2 separate regions of the Homo sapiens genome follow, and region 1 is linked to region 2. A link is an interaction called in ENCODE POLR2A ChIA-PET data of the cell type or tissue named here. Cell type or tissue: Panc1. All regions are shown on one strand. Each heading gives the region's core, and the rest is flanking DNA. Links, peaks and the distances in the headings are about the cores only.

What was found. Peaks named below come from ENCODE experiments on the same cell type or tissue, not always from the same donor. Only the 100,000 strongest peaks of a DNase experiment are listed, where the experiment ranks them.
Region 1: POLR2A ChIA-PET joins it to region 2 with 8 read pairs; 7 of 35 experiments call an interaction of 5 or more read pairs at or near these places.

Annotation. Positions count from the first base shown.
Region 1 is chr11:10,298,318-10,302,721 of GRCh38, reverse strand. It overlaps a transcript of SBF2 not described here. Among named protein-coding and RNA genes, the nearest start is that of ADM, 4.6 kb to the left of the region's middle. RefSeq lists enhancers at 3,848-3,927, 4,008-4,057. In Panc1, for the core only: no CTCF peak of the experiment used is centred there; no DNase peak of the experiment used is centred there; H3K4me3 peaks cover 570 bases; H3K27ac peaks cover 3,247 bases.
Region 2 is chr11:10,016,389-10,020,792 of GRCh38, reverse strand. The region is part of intron 6 of SBF2 (SET binding factor 2); the gene reads left to right. Among named protein-coding and RNA genes, the nearest start is that of LINC02709, 260 kb to the right of the region's middle. In Panc1, for the core only: no CTCF peak of the experiment used is centred there; no DNase peak of the experiment used is centred there; H3K27ac peaks cover 3,064 bases.

The sequences.
Region 1 (4,404 bases), core at 194-4,193, 280 kb before region 2:
GAAACTTGAGCTGTGGCTCTGCCAGGAGGATCGCGAAGCAAGTGCCCTTGGTTCAAACTCCTCTTTGAGCTGCAGGCAGCTTCAAAAAGGAAAGCAAGCCCAGGAGTGTAGGGAGACTCAGAGGCTAGGCTCTGCCAGCCTCGGGTGCCTATGCCAGCAACCTCTTGGCTGTGACAAGAATTCCCACCTGAGAGTCTTGGCATGCACTTTATCAGCCTGGTGCACTTTGCCGCTCTGGCACTTAGAGATCTGTCACTTGAGAACCAAGTCAATTCTTTAAGTAAAATCTTGGATTGGCAGCTCAAAGTATTTTCCTAGAAAGCCCCTATCTTGGAGTGAGTGAGTGTGTGCGCGAGCGCGCACCCCGCTTGCATGGGTGAGTAGCAGGGGCTAGAGTGCTCCCCAAAGCTTCGTGGGTTTAAGTCGAAAAAAGATAAGGAGTTTGTTAAATCTGGGCATCTATGTTTTTTCTCGTGAAATCTCGAGTTTGTTTAATTAATCATCGTTAACGACAAAAAAAAATCACTAGAATGCATTTCTGGTTCAGTGGTTCTATGGAGAAGGAAATGCTGCAGTGGGAGTTCTGATCCTGGCAATTTATTAACATAAGTTGCATCCATTCAAGTGGCAGTGATTGTAGATTCACGTTGAGCAAGGACAGTACAAGGAAGGAAGGAAGTGAAGGAAGAAACATCTTTAAATTTCTGGCAAGAAAAGAGAAAAGAAAAAGAAAAAAAAATCCTTGTTAATGAAGATCTACTTTTTTTGTGTGCTCCAGAATTTCAAAAGGTCAGATTACAAATAAACCTCCAAACCACTGTAATAAATGTGTACATCCTGACATTAGGGAGACACACATACACATATGCTAAAGGGTTTTTGCGTAATGGTGTTTCAACTTCTTCACATTCCAATTGAATGATTTTTAGGCCCTATATCCAAGCCTGATTCTTAGTAAAGTTTGGAGTTTAAAAAAATATGTGGTAGTGGTTTCTCAGCTAGCACTGTGGACACAGTTCTTAAAGCCAGAGTGGCCATACTCAGGTCTTTCAGAGAAGCATTGAAAAATAATAAATATCAATGATATTAATAAGAATAACTAAAATGTGAGTAGCTAAGTGCATTGCATAATTATCTCAGATGCCTCCTTTATCAAACAGGAAATTTTATGATGCATTTATTATTAATATAGTTCAAAATGTCTTTTAAGCTGAGGACTTGTTTACAAAGTTCACTTGAAAACAAAGTTCAAGATGCATCCTGAAGTCATAACACAAAGTGATTTAGAGAAAGAACACAATCAGCCTTGTGGATTTGATCACTTACAAGGAGAAGTAAAGCAGGATACAAAGCCCAGGGCACTTTTTTGGGATCTCTGACTTCTCTAAGGACCTAATAAAAATATAGATCCTTTCCAGAAAAATGAACATGTACATAAACCGATTAAAGTATAAAATAGGCATACAGTTCCGGGAGGTTGACCAAGTTTAAAACCCTGACACAGAATAAAAAACACTGTTTCCATATTTTAAATTTCTGTCTGGTTTATAGTGGTAAGGGCAAGGAGGACAGTTAACCTCCCTCTTTAGGGCATAATATTTTCCAGAGCATCAGCATAAAGAAAAGTAATGCGTTTGCTGCCTCATTTTTGTGCTCCTGTACAAAACAGGCAGAGAGTAACAGTCAGTTCTTGTACATGGTAAAGCCAGAAGGCAAACCTCCCTGAAGCTTAAATAAGGTAAATTACTGCAGAACAAATGAAAGAGAAGAGATGGTCCAGTACAGTGGCTCGTGCCTGTAATCCTAGCACTTTGGGAGGCTGAGGCAAGTGGATCTCTTGAGCTCAGGAGTTCAAGACCAGCCTGGCAACATGGCAAAAATCCATCCCTACAAAGAAAAAAAAAAAAAAAGAGAGAGAGAGAAGAGAAAGTAGTAAACCTAAAGAAGCTTGTTACAATAATACCTGTAACAGGACAAAATGAAATTACTTCAAGAGAAATTTGCTACAGAGGGCACAATAAATGGCATTAATGAATGGATGATAAAAGAGATGATTAGGCCATTTGAATCATCCATAGCCAAAGAGAATGGTGTTAATGAAAGCAACCATCATGCTACTTGTCTCCAGATAGGGATCCTGTGATATCAGATTAGAAGCACCTGGAAAGAAGCAATTATTTTATATATGTATATATATTTATATATATTTTTTTCTTTTTATAGAGATGTGGTTTCATCATGTTGCCCACGCTGGTCTTGAACTCCTGATCTCAAGAGATCCACTCGCCTTGGCCTACCAAAGTGCTAGGATTACAGGTATGAGCCACTGTGCTCAGCCAAGAAGCAATTCTGATTTATAAGCCTGAATGAATTGATAGTTTTTTCATTCTTTCAACAAATATTTACTGATTATATATTATATACCCAGCACTGTGCTAAGTTCTCAACATACAGTAATCACCAATGCAGTCATCAACAAACTTACCCTCAACGAGCTTACAGCCTAGTGACGTAGCCAGATATAAACAAATCCTTATCAGAATTATGTATTTACATGATTATAAACTGTGTTAAGTATTCTGAAGAAAAAGCAAGACTAGGGGGATCTAATATTCGAAATGGAGGAAACAGCATGTGCAAACACTCAGAGATGGGAAAGAACTTGGTACATTAGAAAAAATGAAAGGAGTCCTGTTTGATAGGAATGCATAGAATGATAGAGAAAAGAGGCCTGAAATGAGATTAAAGAGGTCATCAGGGTCAGAGTAAATAGGACCCTTTCCGACATGAAGATTTTGCACTTTATTTATGGTGACATGGAAAACTATTGACAGGTTTGAAGACAGGAGAGACATGATCTGATATACATTTATTTAAACAATCGTTTTGGCTATGGAATGTGGTAGATAGATTAGAAAGGTGCAAGAAAGGAAGCAGCACGGTGGTGGTACTCTGGAGAGACTGCAGAGAGTCTAGTCCCCCCATAACATTTATTATACCCCCTCCCCACATACACATACTCATTCCATCCTAAAGTTCACCAGCTTCACTGACATACACTCTGTTCAGTAGCACACGGCCTGCTCTCAGAAGAGCCCACACTTGGTGGAATGCTCTGCTGAAGCTGTTTTGAAATTCTCCAACATTTCTGAACAGGCAGTCCTACATTTTCATTTTGCACTGGACTCCACATATTATGTAGCCAGTCCTGCTCATCAAACATGTGATCTAAGTAAAAGTAGCTTGTAAACTCTTACAGTACCTATATATACTGTAGCTGCTAATGTCAGGGGTACTTCAAATGAATGTTAAGATTCAACCATTCATCTCATCACACATGGACCGCAACTGCAGGACACTTCCTTTTTTTTTTTTTTTTTTTTTGAGATGGACTCTTGCTCTGTTGCCCAGGCTGGAGTGCAGTGGTGCCATCTCGACCCACTGCAAGCTCTGCCTCCTGGGTTCACGCCATTCTTTTGCCTCAGCCTCCTGAGTAGCTGGGACTACAGGTGCCCGCCACCACTCCTGGCTAATTTTTTGTATTTTTAGTAGAGACAGGGTTTCACCGTGTTAGCCAGGATGATCTCGATCTGCTGACCTCATGATCCGCCCAACTTGGCCTCCCAAAGTGCTGCGATTACAGGCGTGAGCCACCACACCTGGCCAGGACACTTTCTACGTCATCTATGAAGCCTTTTCTTTGCACCCCAAACACACACTCAAGGTAGAAATGGTGTGTTTGCTATACAAATTTAATTTTGAGACAGGTTCAATAACCTGCTTACTGTCCTTAACTTTTACCTATATAGAAAGTTTGAAACCATCGGTGAAGCTGGGAAAACAGTTAAGAACCTATTGCAATAATAAAGGTAGAAGGTGATAACGGCTCAAACTAGTGGGGTGGCAGTGAGGGTGGAGAGAAGCGGACATATTTGGGAAGTAGGAACAATAGGACTGAGTGATGAATGTGGGGCTGAGAGGCAGCTGTCAAGGGTAAGATTCATTAAATTTCTTGCTTAGGGAACTAAATGGTTGAAAATATAGCAATGGATCAGGGAATTTTCCACCACAGCTGCATAGTCTCCTTTGTTATGCTTTGGTAGAGACGATCTGAAGAGGCCTCAGCCCTGCCTGGTGATGTTTGCTCAAGTCTGACTCTCATACTGCCTCCTTGAACTACTGTGGCTAACCACAGCAAGCACTTGAAATGACTGTACAGATCAAACCACTTACTCCGCAATAGCCCACTAGGGGCAATGGGCTGATAAGCCTTGCTCACTGATAATTAGCTCTATTTTGTCTTTTTTAAAATTTTTTATTTTAATTTTTTGAACGGGAGTTTCACTCTTGTTGCCCAGGCTGGAGTGCAATGGCGCGATCTTGGCTCACTGCAACCTCTGCCTC
Region 2 (4,404 bases), core at 221-4,220:
AAAATGCTTTAATGGAAAACCTTTGGTAGTCTCACTTTTGTCTTTCCCTGGAAAAACTTCTCTCTGTGATACTATGTGATTATTTTTGAAGTGATAATGTTACTGGCAGTGAACCCATAGGAGTCTGCAGCAAAAATTGTTGCCTCCTCAGAAGAAAAAATTCAGCCAAGGGGCCTAAGGCAGAGTGAGAGACCAAGGCAAGTTTTAGAGCAGGAGTGAAAGTTTATTAAAAAGCTTTAGAGCTAGAACAAAAGGAAGTAAAGTACACTTGGAATTGGGCCAAGCGGGCAACTTGAGAGAGCAAGTGCACAGTTTGGCTTTTCGACTTGGGATTTTATAGGTTGGCATGCTTCTGGGTGGTTGCATTTCTCCTCCCCTGATTCTTCCCTTGAGGTAGGCTCTCTGCATACACAGTGGCCTGCTAGCACCTGGGAGGGGCTTCACGTGCAGTGTGTTTACTGGAGTTGTACACATGCTCACTTTAGGCATTTTTTCTTTACCAATCCAGTGTTCCTAGAGGAAGGTCATATAGCAGTTAAACTCTGCCATTTTGCCTCTTACTGCACCTGCGTGAGCTCACTCACCCAACTCCTGAGCTCTTATCAGGAAGCTGCCGATCACCAATTTCAGGTATTTCTATCTTGGGAAACTGCCCTTCCCTGGCACCACTGTGACCAATTATTATTTTAGAGAGAGAGTTTAACAACTTACCTGACCATCACCTGATGGTCGCCTGACATTCCTGGTTGGGGTTGGGCAGGGGAAGGAGGTTCTCCTGCTCTGCTTATGTCTGTCTGAATATCTACTATAACAATAAGAACATTTGTAGGAGCCTTAAAAATAACTTACGTTCCTAAAACATAAAGATGAAAAGATGCCAGAGGTAAAAATGAAAGCTTAGGATGTGTAAAAATGTTTTCTTTAAAAGAAAATACTGATTGGTAAATTGCTGAACCATCCAATTAATGCATCAATTGTAGGATGATTTTTATCCTTTTTACTGAAATGATCAGCATCTAGGGCCTCAGATCATGTTTCTGTCTTAGTTTTCTCAGCTTATTCATATAGCATTATTACTTGTTTTAATCTTATTCTCACTTATAAGGGGAAAAAATGAAGTCGTCTTTTTTTTTTCAATGTTTGACCTTGAAGGAAGCTTGCTTAGTTTTCTCATATTAATCTGTCTTTTGTCATAAGGGTCTGTCCCAACAACAAACTTATCAGGGTTAAAAAAAAATTTAAAGAAAATATATTTCCTCTCCTATCATAAAAACATAGTTTGCAAATTTGAGTACACAAGATTTTAAACTATTACTAATAATGGCATCTTGTGCCCTATTTTACTGTATCTATGATTAATTATTTTTTGACAGTTGAATATCAGCTATGTTCTTTGGGGATTTGAAGCAAATTAAATCTCCTTGCTAGCCCACTCTGGGGCACTTTTCTGAAGGAACTGCTTACCACGTGTACCATGTGCTTACCTTCAGAGGCCTAAGGATCTCTAACGAAAACTGTTCCAATGTAATTTCTTTCTAATAAATGGCATGGGAGTCTATAAGAAAGTTCCCGTAATGCCCTTCTGCTTATATGATGGTAGAAGTATGTTTTTTTTCACAAAATGTTTACAAAGCCATTATTATGTGCCAGCTCCTGAGTTAGTCACTGGGGATATAAAGATGAACAAATCACAGCTCTTACCCCAGATGTACTTTTAGCCTAATGGAAAAACAGGTATCGTTTTAAAACTATAGTAGAATATAATTAGCACAATAATAGAGATACCAAGAGCAAACTCTTACTTGCTAGAAAAGTAAAATAAGGGCATTCTAGAAGAAGAAGCATATTTAGCATTATAGGAAATTATGAAAGGCCCTCATGGAATAGTAAGATGTTTGGTGAAGCCTGAGAACAGGGTTTTAGGAAATAGTCAGAATGTTATTAAGAAACTGATTGCTTTTCATTTCAAAATTAAAAATTAAATATTTATGCTAGTTCTATAAAGAAACCGTTGTAAAAATATCAAAGACTGACAGTCATTGACCAATTGAGTCCTTGTTGACTGGTGTACTATGCTTGCTCAAATCACATGTGAAGAAAGTAGTTGCTACATGATATAATCTGAGGAAAGTTCAGAAGGATCCTGGTTCAAAACTGTCCTGCCCATTGTCCTTTTTTGGCACGTAGATGCTAATATTAAATAGCTCTATCTTTGCATTGAATTATCTATAAAGAATGTAAATGCTCTAAGGCAAGAGAGTCATTAGGTATCGTTCTTCCTTGTCACAAAGTTCTCTTGTCTAAAATTTCTGTTTGCTCTTTCAGCATTTTAGTGGTTAATATTTTTATAAAATATGGCTACTCCAACATTTAAGTACATAGCTTCCAAATGGTGGCAGGATGAAGTACCTTTTTTTTTCCTGTGCTCTGTAACATTTGATACATAGCTCTATTATTTTATGTTTTAACCGTTTATTTACCAGTCTTTCGTCTTCACTGAACTGTGAGCTCCTAAGAGCCTGTCTCATATTTCTTTATATCCATCCCTAGAATTTTATGATTGATGATATATCTCAGTAGTTCAGTAATAATGTAATAGTGGCAGAAGGGAAGAAAGGGGAAAAGAAAGGAGGAAGTTTGAATTAAAAGAGTTGTTTCTGCCAGGACAGTTCCCTCTTATTTGTTCCTTGCATAATTCTCCAGTTATTCTCTGTTCTTCTTCCCCACTGCTTGCTGCTCTACTCACAAGGCTCCTTTTGCTTCCTAATTCTTAAATTTAGAATTAAAAGTAGATAAAAACCAAGTCAAGCAGAACAGACATAGTCTAGGAATTTGGGTCATTGAAGGTTGGAAAAATCTGATGTTATTACCTCAGAGCTAGAAAAACAATTAGAATGTTCAAGAAGGAAGTAAAGATGCTGCACCTTTTTACACAGTTTTGGTTGAATTGGCCTTTTATGTATTTGAATTATTTTTAGTCATATGTGTTTGGTAATTGACTTCTTATATTTAGTCTCCCACATTGCTAAGCTCTATTTGTGTGTGTAAAATATATTTAATTCATGTCATACTCAGGGGGTTGAGTCTGTGTTCATAAGGACTAAACTACACCTCCTTTCAGATGCCCAATTTACCACACTTTTTACTTTTTTACTTAGAATACTTGCCATATCTATCATATGTGGAAATAATGCTAAATTTGTAACAGATAGTAAACATTACCTCTCAGTGATAAATTTGAAACTTTATATAAAGTTTTAGTTAATCCATGAAGTTAAGGATATTGTCTTTATTCACTGCTATATTCTAGTGTCTGGAGTATAGTACACAATAAATACTGGTTCAGTGAATGAGAAACCTCCTTTTTCATGACTTACATTAAGCTGTGACCAGAACTATACTGTTTTCCCCGTTGTGGGTTGGCCAGAAAGAACTATAATAAATTGTGCAGGGCTTTTTGAACTATATTCTGTTTTGAAACATGGTCTTCAGTTCCACTGTTTATCCATTTGAAAGCTGAGACATAGTCTTCTATTTGTGTAACATATCATTATTATTCAGAGAATGCAGGAGTCTGGAGAAAGTTCTTTTTTTCTTTCCCCAAAAAAGAAACAAATACATTTGTTAACATGTGGTGCAATGAATTTTAGAACTCTAACCTTTCAAGAAAATTGAGATCAGGAAGCCATCTTTCAGAATGTTTTACTCTTTGAATAATCAACAGGATGTATATGTATCATTGTAGTGAAATCGCTAGTAATTATCACTGGCATGTCTGTTTTTCATATTTTCTTCTCCCGTGTTATTGTGCAGCTTTGAATGGATGTTGGGCTACAGAAGGTGAGACAATTCAGTTATATAGAAAACTGATTTTGACTTACAAAATTAAAAGAAACTGGATTTCTCAATAGCTATGTAACTGTGAACACAGCAACAAACACTGCTACATAGGAATAAAAATCATTAATGTAATTTAAAATATTTGAGATTATTAATTATGTAAAACTTGCCAGGCACGGTGGCTCACGCCTGTAATCTCAGCACTTTGGGAGGCCGAGGCGGGCAGCTCACGAGGTCAGGAGATCGAGACCATCCTGGCTAACACGGTGAAATCCCATCTCTACTAAAAATACAAAAAATTAGCCGGGCATGGTGGCCCGTGTCTGCAGTCCCAGCTACTCGGGAGGCTGAGGCAGGAGAATGGCGTGAACCCAAGAGGCGGAGCTTGCAGTGAGCTGAGATCGCACCACTACACTCCAGACTGGGCGACAGAGCGAGACTCCATCTCAAAAACAATAATAATAATAATAATAATGTAAAACTTAAGAAAGCATGTGACATTTAAGAATAAAGAATTTAAGTAGTATTTCAATTAGGCTTGGGTAAATTGTTTTGTATTATACT